Linked DNA regions of Mus musculus: region 2 is linked to region 1. Evidence: chromatin loops called from intact Hi-C (ENCODE). Cell type or tissue: left cerebral cortex. All regions are shown on one strand.

Region 1 (8,000 bases):
AGTATTAGTGTTGAGTTGGAGGCCAGCCTACGCTATAGGGCAAGACTGTCTCAAGATAAATAAATAAGTACCCAAAGCAAGTGAGAGCTGTACTCAAAGCCTGGGGCAGCACTTTTCAGAATGTGGCTGGGCCTCCTACACTAACTCTGGAGCCAAGTCTGAATCCAGGAAGGGTTGGAAAGGACTGGGAAAGCTTTAGGACTTTACTACTGCAAAGAGAAGACAATTTTCCTGATGATGCAATCTTGTTAATCACTAACAGACCTTCACAATAAGAATCTGAAAGTTCTGCTTTTAAATCTGGTGTGACCATGTTGGGGGAGTCTCAGTGTCTTAAGAATCCCCCACTAAGCAGCCAATCACTGCCAAACCTCTAGATAACCTAAAAGGTCTATGACCACGAGGAAAAATAACCCAATAAATGACCAAATGGTCTCCACATAAAATCCTTTCAGCACCAAGAAACTTCAACAACCCCGTCCCCATAATCTTCCTTAAACAGCAAGCTCCCTAGAAATACCTTCTTTTGGTAGAGTGGGTAGATCTTTTGAGACTTACAGCACTCTTCCTGCTCCAGCTTCACGAGTTTGAGCATACACACAGGCATGCACTAACTACCAGCTGGAAATCCCTTCTAAAAACGTTTTGTCAAGACAACCATCTGGAAGCACCACGCACATCTGAGACACTCAGAACAGTTGCAATCTAGGCCTCACGATGAGAATTAGTAAAAGTCCCTTAACCAGGCTTACCTTTTTTAGGGCTGAATGGAGACATCCTCCAAATAAAATTTCACTTCATATAAACACTAGCAGTGTTCCAACAGATGATTTACTCTGCTGGGCAGGGCACTGAGCTAATTCTTAGCAGGATCTGGGGCCCCAACTGGCCAAGAGCCTAAGATGTGGTCACCAAATCACAAGGCCAAACACCAGGTCAGCAAACCAGCTGTATTTTGTTTTACTGGATCCCCATAACTGCTATGGCATTTCTACAAAGTGTCCTACAGAGGCCTAAAACTAAGCAAGAATTTTAAGAGCATGCTGCACTTATTTCTGGCCAAACCATTACAATGTTCAATACCAAAAAATCATTCTTCCTGAGAATGGAGAAATCTATATCAAAAATCCCCCAAAAGTCAAGGACTCTGCATTTTCTGTTAAGGAATCCATTACATTTTGTTAAACAACAACAAAAAAAAAAAAACAGAACAGAGAAAACTTTTAGATAAACTTAACAAAACAGGGAAAACTTTAGTTAAGCACAGGTTTTTAAGATATGGAAATGAGGTCCAAAACCGAAAGTGATTTGCTTTAAACCAAAAGGAAAACATGAAGCCTTGTGTTCATTCTCTAGGCACCACCAAAAAAAAAAAAAAAAAAAAAAAAAAACAACAACAACAACAACAACAACAACAACAACAAAAAAAACTGGCCAGTGCACATCTGTAATCTCAGCACCTGGGAGGCCAAGACAGGAGAATCAGACATTCAAGATCATCCTCCTTTGTGTAGAAGGTTGAAGGCTAGCCTGGGCGACCTGAGACCCTCACCCCATCCCCACCCCCAAAACGATAAAACAAAATGCAAGACAAGGAGACCACATTCATAGAACTCGAACTCCTATGCTAGTCTTCAGAAAGATGCTTTCAGATGAATTCTCAGATAAGCTACTATGGCCACTTCAAACCTGCCTGCAGGTACACAATTCCACATTAGTCTTATCCTGCTATGAGTTTCAGACACAAGCTTCCTATGGTTTGCACGCAAAAAGAAAAAAGGCGAGTCAGAACCATAATAAGAACCGGCTCCCGCCAGCTGTGGCTTCCCCGGAACCGGGTGGACACTTTTAGGCGGCAGGGTGCAGGGCCAGCCCCTCCTCCCAGGTGTGTTACCTGAGCACAGTCACGCTCCCCCTGCGCACCGGCAGAGAAAGCACAGGTTCCGACACCCGGATGGGCTTGAACTGGAACTTGCAGCCGAAGCAAAGTGCCGAGTCGCTGAAGAAAGACACGGACACGATGGGGCGCTCGAAGATGTGGATGGGGTCAACGTGGGACACGATGCAGCCGCCGGGCTGGTAGTCGTTGATGACCGCGCTGTTGACGAAGCCCTCGGGGATGACGCGGTGCTCCACCAGCTTCTGGATCACCAGCTGATGCACCCAGTCCGGGATCTCGTCGACGTCGCCCGGCGGGTAGAGGCGCTCCTGGCCCGGCCCGCGCTTCTGCAGCTGGGCCCCGTACGTGTAGCCCTCGCCGAAGAAGTACTTGTTGCGCAGGGGGGCCCGGTCCACCGTGTGCTCGTTGTACAGGCCCTTCTCGGCGCGGGACACCACCTCATCGATGCGGGCCTCGATCTTGGAGCACTCATCCTGACTGAAGAGCCGGATCTGCCGGATGCCGCTCTTCACCTTGCGCGCCTCTTCCTCCTTCTGCAACTGATGCTCCTCGTAGTCGCTGCGCTCGGGGTCCGAGTCCTCCTGGTATTTCCGCTTGGTGGTCCCGGACGCCGGGTAAGGCTCAGCGGCGGCCGCGGCAGCGGCAGCGGCAGCCACGGCGGCGGCCGCAGCGGCGGCGGCCTCCCGACTGCCCGCCTTGTAGTTGTCCCGGGACGTCATGGACTTGAGCTTCTCCCGCAGGTCGGTGTAGCCGCTGGCGGCCGCCATGGCCCCCGCCAACTCAACTCTAGGGTCCTCCGCGGCGGTCCGGCATGGCTCTCAGGGGACCCGAAAGGGACCCGAAAGGGAAGCGAGGGTCCTCAGTGCCAGGCCCCCATGCGTGGCTCAAGGGACCAAAGGGGTAGGCGTAGAGGGGCCGGGAAGGGGTCGAACCTCAGCCGCGGTCGGTCATGCAGCACCAGCTACAGCGGGGCTTCCTCCTCCTCCACCTTCTCCGCGTCCTGAGGGAAAAAGGCGCCGGCAGCGCCTCATGCCGCGGAGGGCTTCGGCCAAGACTCCGCCAGACTCCCGGTCGGACCCTCAGACGCCCGGCCCGGCCCGCACTTTAAAGCTCTCCTCACGACGTCACCGCCAGCCCGCCCGACCTCCGACAGCGCCGCTCCTTAGCGGGCTTCTCGACGCGCGTGCGCACTGCCGGCGGCCACGAGACTCCACGTACTTTGAGCATGCGCGTGCGTGCCGCCCAGTCGGCGGAGAGGCCGGCGCATGCGCAGACGAGGCCCGCTCGTCGGCCGCCGCCCCTCCCCCCACCCGCGGAAAGCTTCGAGAACAGCTCCCGAAAACAACAATTTGCCTGCACGCCAAGCCGCCTCCGGGGCCGAGGGACTCCACCCGCCGGAGTGTGCTCGCGGTGTCCACTGGACAGCGCTGCCGCGTCACGGCATCGTGCGGATGCCCGCAGACGCCTCAGCTTCCAGCGCACAAATCCTCGGGAATCGCCACAACCCAGTCCGCCCCGTGACCGCCCCCTTTGGAGCTTCCACTTTCTTAATTGGACTGCCGGCCACGCGTTGGGCAAACACGGACTGGAGTTTCCAGAGTCGGTTGGTAAATCATGCTTGTCAATCAACTAGTCTCCTTGGCTACTGCGTCCATCACTTAATTAGCTTCGGGCAGAAGCTCGAGGACCCCTGAAGAGTGAATGGGTGGCTAAGTAAGTGCCTGAATGGAGTTCTCGGCGACGAAAAGCCCTCAGGACTCCGGTGAAGCTTCGGAAACAGTGGAAAGTTAAAATTACGGGCAGGAGAGCATCAGGCCCAAACTGTGGAGCAAGCCAGGACAACAAAAGCTGGAGGCGCGCGGTCCGGGCACCCACACCCCATTCCCGCCGCCATCGCTTCCCGAAGCGGACGTTCCACAAGTCACGTCCCGGGACTGCCCACGGGTCGCGCAGCCGCGGGCACGCGCACGGGCACGTCACGTTCCTACTGGGGTTGGGCGTTGTTATAGGGGGCGACAAAAAGGCTTTCCTGTCTGAAGGGCGCAGATTTACCACGGATCGGTCCAAATTGGAAATATTCTTCAGACAGAAAATAAATAAATTGCACAGTGGGATGGTAAATGCGTCTCAGCACTCTGGAGACTGGTTGGAGGATAGCTCACAAATTGGATGCCAACCTAGGCTACACAGCGAGCCTCTGTCTCAAAACAACTACAACAAACCCAAACAATAAAAAATCCTGAAGCGGAGGAGAAAGCCTGAACAAAGGTTTAGCCGTGCTGGAGGTCCCTGGGCACTCCAGCAAATAGGAATAGCAAAGAGGTTCTGCTCTGAACCTCCCCAAGATGAATTCCAGCTTCCTTTTCTGGTTCCCAGTCCCTTTTCCAGTCTTTGATACTCCGTCAGATTTTCATATATCGCCGCCCCTCCTGGCTGTCCATGCTGTCTGTCATCTGTAATGCCTGTCCATCTACAGTGTCTGTCACACAGCTCACCCCTTGTCTTCCAGGCATCCCAGAGTCTGGTGTGTAAAACCAGGAACCAGTACTTACCTCGAACGGTGGTTGTGAGGATGGAATGACGCAGCAGAAGGATTGCTGATACAGCATCCAGACCTCAGTCTTCTAATCTGAAAACTGAGGGTGGCAGCAGTCTCTGTTGGAAAGTGGGGACTGTGTGGTAACTTGGAAAAGTTTGTGGAGTGGAAAGCCAAGAAATTAGGGAATCCAGGCCACCCTCTCTCCCAAACAGCAGGCAGACAAAAGGGAAATGGGTCTGGGGATTCCCGGGGCAGCCCCTTGGGCCCAGGTGACAGAGAGAGGGTGGAAGGGCAGCTGCAGGTAGAAGATGGACTGAAGGGCAAAGCCAGCTGAACTGGACTTGAGCCCGGTCTGTACTGTGTGAACACCTGGTGGGTCTCTTACCTGAGCAGTTTGCCTGGGCAGATTGAAGCTTTTCAGGAGCCCAGCTCTCTAAGCCTCTGATCTGCCTTTCATGGCGGGAGCTCTTTACCACTGCACCCAGATGCACCTAATAGCTAAGGTCCCCAGCTCTGCTCACCCAGGCAAAAATGACCCTCTTTGGGTACGGTGCACACCTTTAAACCCAGCACTAAGTTTTGTGTGTGTGTGTGTATGTACCTCAGGAGTTCAGGGCCAGCCAGGGCTACATAGACTGCCTCAGAAAAAGATTTTTTTTTTTTTAAGCGACTATCCCATAGGTTGAACTCTCCAATCCCAGGGTGTTTTCTCCTTGACTGTGCTTTTTAGTCAAGCCCAGATCCTGTGGGGAAAAAGCCAGGCTGCCTGGGTTGAACTTCACAAGGCCACTTGCACAAGTCCAATACTGTCCGCACTCCAGCAGCAATTTCATAATTATACCAGCCTCACTGGGATATTTTAGGGATTAAATGAGTTAGCATTTATCCAGGGCATGGCACATAGTAAAATTTGTTTGTTTGGTTGGTTGGTTGGTTTGTGTTGGTTTTGTTTTGTTTCTTTCAAGATAGAGGTTCTCTGTGTAGTCTTGGCTGTCTGGAGCTTGATCTATAGACCAGGCTGGCCTTGAGCTCACAGAGATCCGACTGCCTTTATCTCCCGAGTGTTGGGATTAAAGACCCTGGTTTTTGTTTTTGTTTTTTTGTTTTTTACATTTTACTTATTTGTCTTTTTCCCCCCTTTACATCCCTACACAGCTCCCCTCTGTCATCCAAGTCCCAACCTTACAAATCCCTCCCTCCACTGCCTACTTCCCTTCTTTTCAGAGAAAGGGTAGCCCCCGCCTTGGGTAGCACCCCACCCTGGGACATGTAGTCCCAGGAGAACTAGGCACATCCTCTCCCACTGAGGCCTAACCAGGCAGTCCAGGTAGGGGGAAGGGCAAGAAACAGACCCAGACAGCTCCCACTCCACTTGTTAGGGGACCCACATGAAGACCAAGCTGCACATTTGCTACAAATGTGTAGGGTCCAGGTCCAGCTCCTGTATGCTCCCTGGTTGGTGGCCCAGGCTCTGTGAGCCCCATGGCCCCAGGTTAGTTGATGCTGTGGTTTTTCTCATGGTGTCTTTGAACCCTCTTCCTTGCTCACTTCTATCCCCAACTCTTCCACAAGACTCCTTGGACTCCTCATGATGTTTGGCTGAGGGTCTCTGTATCTGCCTCCATCTGCTGGATGAAGCCTCATCAGGAGACAGTTACACTAGGTTCCTGTCTGCAAGCATAGCAAAGTATCATTAGTAGTGTTGGGCCAGCTCTCTCTCACATGGAATGGTTCTCCAGTTGGAGCAATCATTGGTTGGCTGTTCCCTCAGTCTCTGATTCATCTTTATCCCTGCACATCTTGTGGGCAAGACAAAATCCTGCCTGGCTACAGGAGGCAGTCACTTCAGACTTTATATCCCCCTCTGGTAGAAATCTCAGCTAGAGTCACCCCATAGACTCCCCGTATCGTCTCCAGTCCCAGGCCTCCAGCTAGTCACCAGAGATGACCCTGGTGATTTCCATTGTCACTCCCAATCCTCTCCTGCCCCTCCCTGATATTGTTTCTTGAGACAAGGTCTTGTTCTATAGCAGAGGATGCCTTTGAACAGATCTTCCTACCTTTGCCTCTTAAACTTACCTTTATGTATGTGTGTTCATGTGTGTGCAGTGCATTTGTGTGTAGGTACATTGTGACATGCATATTCAAAGCCAACCTCAGGTATTATTACTGGAGTGCTGCCTACCATATTTTGAGACAGGATCTTCTGCTGGCCTGGAACTTGCTAAGTAGGCTAGGCTGGTCTGGGAATCCTGTCTTAGCCTCCCCAGTCGCAAAATTACAGTTGTCTACTTATTTAAAAAACAAAAACAAAAACCTTGGATTCTGGGGGCTGAACTCAGGTTTACCAAATGAAACTTCTCCCAAGTGCCTTTAAGACAATGTAGGGCTGGAGAGATGCTTAGTCTGCAAAGTACCTGGGACATAAACATAAAGAGTAGAAGTCAGATCCCCAGCACCCATGTAAAGAAGCTGGATGATGCATGCCTGTAGCCCCAGCAGTAGGGGCAGTGGGATGCTGGTGAACATTTTGGAGACAGCCAGAGTCCTGCAGCGTATTGACAGATAGCCTAGGGGCTGGTGAGATGGCTCAGTGGGTAAGAGCACCCGACTGTTCTTCCGAAGGTCCAGAGTTCAAATCCCAGCAACCACATGGTGGCTCACAACCATCTGTAACAAGATCTGACGCCCTCTTCTGGAGTGACTGAAGACAGATAGCCTAGTGAGTTGGTGAACTTCAAGATCAGTGAGAGACCCTGTATCACAACACTAACACAGAAAAATCATCAAGGAAGAGACTTGACATCGACCTCAGACCTCTGGTCTCCACACACAAATACCTGTTCTCACACTTGCACACACAAGTACGCATACACAACAACAACGTATGACCATCCCTGACATTCATTTGTATCCTATGCTGGGCATATTAATGAACACTCAGACTGCACTTGTCCAAGCAAAGGCTCAGAGGGCAAGCAACCACACAACTAATGAGCAAACAAGTGGAGTGTGAATACAGTCCTCTCAGGTCTCCAACCACTCAGAGACGATTCCCTTAAGTGGCTGCTGAGCCTGAGCAGGAGAGAGCTAGAGGTGTATGTCAACCCGAAAATTCGGGCAAGCCCAGTCCCTTGACCACAGGGGGAGGGAGGCAGGAAAGAGGTTTTGGATATTTCAGTATCCTGAATCATGATGTGCTCCACTGTGCTTGCCTGAGTACCAAGCCTTCGTGAGTTAGTTTCTTTAGTCTTCCATGTTGCCCAGACATCCCTCCTCTGTTGTCCCATATTAGGCTGGCACTTCTCTATCCCGAACCTCACCACACCAACCTGTGCCTAGTCCCAGAACCCTAGGTAAGGGTATTGAGGGAATGAAGAAAAGACAAACACACAGACACATGTACAGTAAAGTTCAGGTCAGTTGGGATTACCAGGGATTATTTTTGTACTGTTAGCAGGTAAGACAGTCTGATCATAAGCCTTTTGTATTTTTAGGATGTGGTGACATGATTAATTGGCCCATATCCTTGCTGTCATTCTTGTGGGTCCAAACACTCAG
Region 2 (8,000 bases), 190 kb after region 1:
AATGTTTACACCCAGAGAGGACTTTGCCTCTGACTGTGTATCTTTTGAAAAGTAACGTCACCGGCTTAAGTCTTTTTCCTGTTAGGTAGATAACTCCCCACTCTACATCTGTCAATTTTTTTTGTTGTTGTTGTTTTGTTTTTTGTTTTTTGAGGCAGGGTTTCTCCATGTAGCCCTGGCTGTCCTGGAACTCACTCTGTAAGACCAGGCTGGTCTCGAACGCAGAAATCTACCTGCCTCTGCCTCCCAAGTGCTGGGATTAAAGATGTGCACCACCACTGCCTGGCTTTTTTTTTTTTTCTTTACTTTTCTTTCTTTCTTTTTTTTTTTTTTTTTTACATCTGTCTAAGAAAGGACCTGTATTTAGTCCACACATCCATATCAAATAACTACCACATGCTGTGAGCCTTGGACAGGTCCTTTGTTTCAGAGTTGAATTAAATTGTTATACCAGCATTTACTTACAAACATCTTAGTAGGTGTGGGGAATGGTGAAAACACCTAGTAGGGTCAGTTGGCTTGATCAGGGAAGATACAATATGAGGGATAAAAAGAAAAGAAAGCAAGAAGAGACGATAACCCAGTGAAGACCCCAAGCTGGAAAGCAGAAGTGATACAGGGTCTATATTGCATTTGTATTCCATAATGGCTGGCAAGCTCCTAGGGCTTGTAAGGTGAAGATGGATCGGATTTTAGTTTTTATTATAGCTGTTGTGGCAAGAATTACAAAAGGAGTGAGGCTAGCCAGGAGTGGTGGTGCAAGTCCTAGCGCTTGGGAGGCAGATACAAGCAGATCCCTGTGACTTTTTGAGGCCAGCCTGGTCTACATAGTATGAGGCCAGCTTGAGCTACACAGAGGGACCTGTGTCAAAACAAACAAACAAACAAACAAAAATGGAAAGGAAAGGAAGGGGAGGGGAGGGGAAAGTGAGTGACCAGAGTGGTTGTAATACAGAGGGGTGGGACATCACTAGGAACTTAGTTTATAGGAAGGTCTGAGACAAAATCTAGTTTGGAAGGTTATGCCTAAGCTAAAGTAATTGATTGACCCAATAATAGTGTTTGAAAGAGGAGTAGTGCTAAAATCAATTGCCCTCCAGAAGAATTTTGCTAGGAGAGTCAGAGGTTCGAGGCCACAGACAGCCATGAGGAGCCCTGAAGTGAGAGGGCACTAGGAGAGATTGCATCAGAATCTTGGCAGCCACATGGTGCCCAGAAGAGAAAGACAAATCTTCCAGTTCCATTAGCTCCCTCAGATCCAGAGAACAAAGGGACTTACGACTCACAGTTTTGGGGGGCGGGGGGGGGGACAACGACAGTGGTGGCTTTTAGTTCTATACCATGTGACCTGACCTGACCTAGTCTACATGACTCCTGGCACGGTGGCAGGCTTAGTTAAGAGAGTAAAGTTGCAATTCAGGTATGTCTTGGCCCAGGAATCAGGGGAAGCTGGGTTTGCTCACATCTGTAAGGAGTGAAAGAGAGAACTTTGTGAAAGCTACAAGGTCAGAGCGGCTCTCTATAACCAACCTTGTGAAAGGATACTGAAGAGGTGTGGCCTGACTTCTGAACCACACTTGAATTAAATAAATTATCCCAATATCTACTTACAAACATTGACAGGTTAGTGGGTGTATGGAACTATGAAAGCACACAGTAGGGATCTCTGTAAGAGAAATTTCTCGATTGACTAATATGAAGATTTACCAAGAGGCACGACCTCATGTCTAACACAGAATCCACTTTCTTAATCACAACTCTATTGTACCCAGCACACTAGGGACAGACATTGTCACATGTTCTCTGCCTACAGAACAAGGCCCAAAGAATCCTCCCCTATGGGGAGGATGTCAATAATTTATCCAAATGGGGGTCCCATTGACTTGCCTGATGATAGTGTCCTTGGTGAAGACCAGAGGTAGGATGTGGAGAAGCAGCAGAAAGCTTTACAAACAAATCAACCAGGTAGCCTCGTCACTGGTTTACCTGGGAAACAACAGCCTGGGTTAGCTGGACCTGAAACACTATGTAGACCCTATGAGTCCCACAGTAATGAGAATAAAAGCAACTGATGAGAATAAGTCCTTGTCGTACTCTCAGTGCACTCCACTTATTTAACTCCATGCCAGTTCTGGGAGCTATTTAAAAGGGACATCTTAGTGTCCCTACTTCCCAGATAGGGAAATTGAGGCTTGAGGTATGTGTGTATGTGGGGGGCCGGGGGGGGGGTCTGTGACCAAAGTCATAGAGTGAATTACTGACAGAGACTGAGATGGAACCTTGATATCTTTATTCTCATCGCAAACACTTCATACGGCACCAAATGAAATACCTTATTGCAGATCAAGAGGATGGATATAACAGCCAAACTCTAGAATGAGTTATCAGTGTATCGGGTACCTCTCTTTCAGTGAAACGAATCAGGCCAGGAAACTGGCTGATGGACCCTTTTCCTACTTGCTTTTGCTAGTTTAAGATTTTATACGCTCTTTTCTTTTTCAAAAGCCCGATTAAGTCTCAGTACAAGTGTAAAAATGACATGTGTGCTCATTTTACAGATGAGACGGGTCAGGTCGGAGTCCTCCAAGAAGAGTTACAAGACAGACCTCAATCATGCAACCTCTAATCTTCTGGAGCTAAACTCTTGATTCTTACCTTCCTAAGGACTGTCTCCCCTTGCAGTAGACGCTTCGTTTGGTTGCTGGGGAACCAAACACCGCCACTTGGTTGCTAAGGGGAAGTCAAGCGATAAATATCCTGGGTGAAAGTTGATTCGTCACGTGGCCATATTTCTAACACCAACCAGACTTGAAGAAAACAAACGTTTCTCCAATCAGCACAGTCAACGAGCTTCAACTTCTAGTTACGCTTTCTTTCTGCCCGCCTATGTAAACGATTGACACACCTTTTATCCAATAATAGTAAAGATTCTCTAGACTGACCAACGTGCTAATGAATCAAGAAGAACGGCCACTCGTTTGGAGGCGGGTCCGGGGGTTGTGCCGCTAGGCTGACGGAGACCCTAGTGACTTAGCTTGCTTCGTGCCCAATCGGACGCCGCGGGGTGGGTGGGACTTCACTGAGAGTGGAGTGTCGTCCAATCGGAAGTGGGCTGGTTAGACGCTGCCCAATAGAGATGCACCCAGAGGGCGAGGTCAGGCCGGGCGCTCAGCGTTCCGGAGGGTGGGGCGGGGGCAAGTGTCAGTCAGGGCAGAACGCGGCGCGGGCAGCGGAGACCCGTGGCACACAGGAGTCCGGGCTGGAACGAGGCCCGCCGAGATGGAGTTCCTGCTGGGGAATCCGTTCAGCACCCCTGTAGGGCAGTGTCTTGGTAAGGCCGCGCGTGGGGCAGGCGTCGAGTGAGCCACAGCGGCTGACCGGGCTGGTGAGATCCGCGGGCCTCCTCCCGGCACTGAAATCACCTCACGTGCGGGTTGGGCCTCTGCCAATAAGTGGTGTCATCTCAAAGGTGGACTGGGCATCCTTGTCACGAGGCCTCTGCCTGACGCTGGTGCCACCTCACCCTACAAGGAGGCTCCCCCGAGGTGCCGATTGGACTTAGAGAGGTCCCCGGCATCCCTGCCCATCAGGGCCCAGCCTTTCAAGTCTCTCCCCAGAAGTAGTGTCCATGCTAGTCTGCTTACCCTTGCGTATTGGGAGATGTCACTGCGAGTACTCTTCCCCAGGTATCTCGCTGCCTTTGCTCCCAGGGCCTCTGTCTCCCGGAGCCTTTGTGGAATGGAACTCTTTCTTCCGTCCTTGTCCCTGCTCATTGGTACCAATGGCTCTGAGGCTGGGCACTTTCCCAGAAAATGCCCCATGCTGCACGACTTCTAATTTGAGCTGCAACTCAGTCAGGCTGTAGGAGGGACTGGGATGGGGGAGGCCCTCGGGGAAAGTGACTGGCTTGGCAGGGGGATGGCGTGGCGGCAGAATCTCCTAGGCCTCCTAGGAAAGAAGGGAGGCAGGGCTGCTTTGTTGATAAGCAGTCCATTGGATCCCGGAAACTTGGACTCCAGTAGTGACTTTGCCAGGGACGCTCCTCCTGACCTTGTGCGCTTTATATTTTGACGTTCTCTTGTCTGCCACACGGGGTATTTGGAGATAAGATGTGGTGGGACTCTTCAAGTTCTAAAGTTCTGAATCTTCCTTGTTGATATTAAGCGTCTCCTTACATTGCCTCTTGCTCTCCCACTACATAAAGTGGTAGTAGAGTAATCAGAGCAGCTGTCAGTAGTGTAAGGAGTTAGAGGCGGGCCGCATGCTGCATAAGGAATGGCACTGGCCGCTGTGAAGTTTCCTTACAGAAGAAAACACTGGCAGACCAGGGAATAGTCCAGTGGTAGAGCATTAACTTAGCACACACAAAATCCTGGATTTGATCTAGGATCCAGCACTGCAAGTAATGAATAATAAAGCAATTTGGCCTTTCATCCAAGGTGGGAGCTTATGCCAACAGATCAGTCAAAAGTGCTGACTAGCTTTAAAAACAAACAAACTTGGGGCTGGAGAACTGGCTCACCGGTTAAAGACATTGGCTGTTAATCCAGATTCAGGCCCTGGCACTGCATAGTGGCTCACAACTGGCTGTAACTTCACATCCAGGGGATTGATTGCCCTCTTCTGGTGTCTTTTATATACATACCTAAACATACCATGTAAATGGTGCACAGACAGGCAAACAAAACGCCCACATATGTAACATTTTTGAAAATTAAAGTTGGGTCTGCCGGCTGGTTGAAATCATCTTTTATGAACTGGGCTCTGTACTATCCTTATGGGTCTTATAGTTCAAGCAGTAGAGACTTGCTTGTTTCTACTTTGTATATGAATTTATAGCCTACTTTTCTGTTGTTAAGCTTACAAACTTACGGAGGCTTTTTCTGTTGTTGATTGACATTTGGGAGCATTCTGTTCCTTTTGGGTTTTTTGTTTGTTTGGTTTTGGTTTTTGGCTTTTGGCTTTTTGTTTTTGTTTTTTGAGACAGGGTTTCTCGGTGTAGCCCTGGCTGTCCTGGAACTCACTTTGTAGACCAGGCTGGCCTCAAACTCAGAAATTCGCTTGCCTCTGCCTCTCACGTGCTGGGATTAAAGGTGTGTGCCACCACACCCTGCCATTCTGTTCTTTTTTGATAAAGTGTCTTTTATAAGTGATCATGGATTCTGGGACCTGAAAGTCTTTTCCCACTTCTATGACGCTTCTTTCTCTGATGTTCACTCAAGTATCTCTTTTTCTCTGTATGTATATGTGTGTGTATGTAAATACTGCAATTTTATGTGTTTACATATAAACACATATATGTGCATGTATATATATAAATATTTCAATTTTATGTGTTTGTTTTGCCTTCATGTATGTCTATACACCACTTGATTCCTTGTGCTCACAGAGGCCAGAAGAGGGTGTCAGAACCTGGAACTGGAATTACAGACAGCTGTGAGCTGCCATGTGGGTGCTGAGAGTCAGACCTGGATCCTTTGGGAGAGCACCAGTGCTCTCTACCACTGAGTTATCTCTCCAGCCTCCCCTCTTATATTGAAAAGATTTTATTTTATTTATGTATGTGTGTGCATGCGTCGGTGTGAGTGTGAATAGGGTGCCCGTGGAGGAAGAAGAGGGCATCAGATTCCATGGTGCAGAGTTACAGGCATTTGTGATCCAGCTGATATGGGTGCTGGGATCCAAACCCCAGTTCTCACGATTGGGCAGCAAGTGCTGTTCAGCACCGAGTCCTCTCTGCAGCCCCGACTGTGTCTCCCACCCACTCTCCTTTCTGTCTTCCTCTTCTCTCCAAGTGCCCTTTCAGCGCAGTCTAAATTCACTTCTCCACCCAATGTTGAGCTCAAGCCAGGGAACTAGAGGGGTGGAGTGGGGGGTAGGGGAGGGAAGCTGAGGCATATGAAGGGCAGAATGTAGAGAGAAGTAAGGGATGTAGGGCCATTTGAATGGATGGAAATAAGTAAACATGTTAGATGTGACCTGCATCAAATGACCTTGATTATGGAACCTCAGAAGGTTGTGTAGGCATTCCAAGCCTGAGAGTGACTGTCTGCTGAGCAAAAGGAGGGAAGGGCGGGGAGAGACCTGTGTCTTACTGAGTGCTTACTTTGAAGGGTTCATGTCTGCTAGCACTTGATCTCTTATCTAGAACATTGTAGAGACTCTGTGAATTGCGTTCTCTGTTTACAGCAGAACAGTCAGGGCTGGGTTTTCTATCAGAAGTGGCTATGTGATCTGGCTGGTTTATGATCTGTGAAGGAAAGTACCCTCCCAGGCCTTAGATCATCCACTATTGCTTATAAAAGACACTTAAAGGGCTGGATAGGTTTTTAAAAAATACTTATTTATTTATTTTATGTATATGAGGGCTCTATCCTTATGTACACCTGCATGGCAGAAGAGAGCATCGGATCCCTTTACAGATGGTTGTGAGCCACCATGTGATTGCTGGGATTTGAACTCAGGACCTTCGGAAGAGCAGTTGGTGCTCTTATCCACTGAGCCATCTCTCCAGCCCGACCTAGGTGATTCTTATTATGAGCACTTGTTCCTCTTACAGAGTTCACAAGTTCAGTTCCCAGTATCCACATGGCAGCTCACAACCAGGGAACTGGTGTTACAGGGGATTTGACACCCGTTTTTGGCCTTTGTGGTATGTGAGTGGTGCATATGTACACATACAGGCAAACACACACAAAATAAATAAGAAAAGGAAATTTGATCATGAAGATGATAAAGGGAGCATGTTGCTAGGCAGCTACGAGCCAGCAGCTGGGCCTTGGTCATTTTAGCATATAAAAATGATAAATTGAGAGGTTGAAATTTTAGTGGATGTTCTGTAGGATTGTGGCAAAGAGTAAAGGTGATTTTTGGTACTTTAATTTTTTAAAAAGTATGTACCTATGCTCAGAATGGTGGTGAATACTAGTAATCCCAGGAGGAGGTGGAACCAGCAGGATTATGAGTTCAAAGCCAGCCTCAGCTACATTGAGAATGTGAGGCTGTCATGGGTTATATGAGACCCTATTCCAAGAAACCATCATCAGCAACAAATGGTATGTTTTGGGAATGGGGAAAGGGTGTAGAGAAATAGTGACCACAAGGCTAATGCGTAAAACAGTGGCTGAGGGACTGAAGAGATGGTTCATCAATTAAAAACCCTGGCTGCCCTTCCCAAAGACCCAGATTCGATTTCCAGTATCCACACAATAGCTCACGACCATTTGTTAACTCCAGTCTCAGGAACTCTGAGACTCTTCTGGCTCTGTAGACTGTCAACAAGTATGCATGTGATACACAGACATGTGTAGGCAAAACACCCATACTCATAAAAATTATAAGTAGATAAATCTCTAAAAAATGTAATAGCAGCTACAGGGCTGGAGAGATAGCTCTGAGGTCAAGAGCACCAATTGGTCTTGCAAATGACCCAGGATCAGCTGCCAGTAGCAACGTGTTGCCTCACAATTGCCTATAACTAATTCTGGAAGATCTCCATCGGCTCCTACATGCTTGTGGTACACATACATGCACTCAGGCTCATACACATGCACATAAAATACAAATAGGTATTTAAGACAGTTGCTAAAAGTAGTTCTCTAAGGATCATTTGCTCCATCTAGCTGTTTTGTGATTGGTTGTCCTTCCCATTTTAGAAATGGGGAAACTGAGGTTCTAAAGAGAGAACAACAGTTTCACCAGTAGGTGAGACAGCCAGGATCTCTGGACCTGGGATTTAGGGCTTTGGGAGAAAAAACAGAGCTGCCTGGACTGGTGACAAGATGTAGGTGCTTAGATGTCAGAAGAGAGTAAAGGAAGGGACGGGCATGTCCTCTGAGGTACTCTGTAGGCCAAGAGGAGGGTATGGTGAGGAAAGAGGTTGGTGTGGGGAATGGGGTAGGTAAGGTTCAGTGACAAGATGAAGCCCTACTCTGGCGGGCAATATATATATATATATATTTTTTTTTTTTTTTGAGACAGGGTTTCTCTGTATAGCCCTA

Evidence for each region. A loop is a pair of places that touch in the nucleus more often than their neighbours do. Peaks named below come from ENCODE experiments on the same cell type or tissue, not always from the same donor. Only the 100,000 strongest peaks of a DNase experiment are listed, where the experiment ranks them.
Region 2: it touches region 1 in a loop (5-fold over the local background); 1 of 42 quality-filtered maps calls a loop at or near these places.

The regions. Positions count from the first base shown.
Region 1 is chr11:60,533,090-60,541,089 of GRCm38, reverse strand. Alkbh5 (alkB homolog 5, RNA demethylase) reads right to left here and starts at 3,407. Exons shown (of 4, transcript NM_172943.4): 1 at 1,895-3,407. The coding sequence starts at 2,667. In left cerebral cortex, CTCF peaks have their summits at 3,403 and 3,907; DNase peaks (open chromatin) are centred at 3,121, 3,471, 3,825, 4,429 and 4 more places; H3K4me3 peaks cover 4,731 bases; H3K27ac peaks cover 3,078 bases.
Region 2 is chr11:60,348,088-60,356,087 of GRCm38, reverse strand. It overlaps Tom1l2 (target of myb1-like 2 (chicken)), which reads left to right and starts at 3,183. Exons shown (of 15, transcript NM_153080.3): 1 at 3,183-3,331. The coding sequence starts at 3,280. It overlaps Drc3 (dynein regulatory complex subunit 3), which reads right to left and starts at 2,708. Exons shown (of 14, transcript NM_029044.2): 1 at 2,656-2,708; 2 at 1,888-1,986. In left cerebral cortex, CTCF peaks have their summits at 3,878, 4,081 and 4,639 (motif pointing left); DNase peaks (open chromatin) are centred at 2,991, 3,820 and 4,572; H3K4me3 peaks cover 2,428 bases; H3K27ac peaks cover 1,295 bases.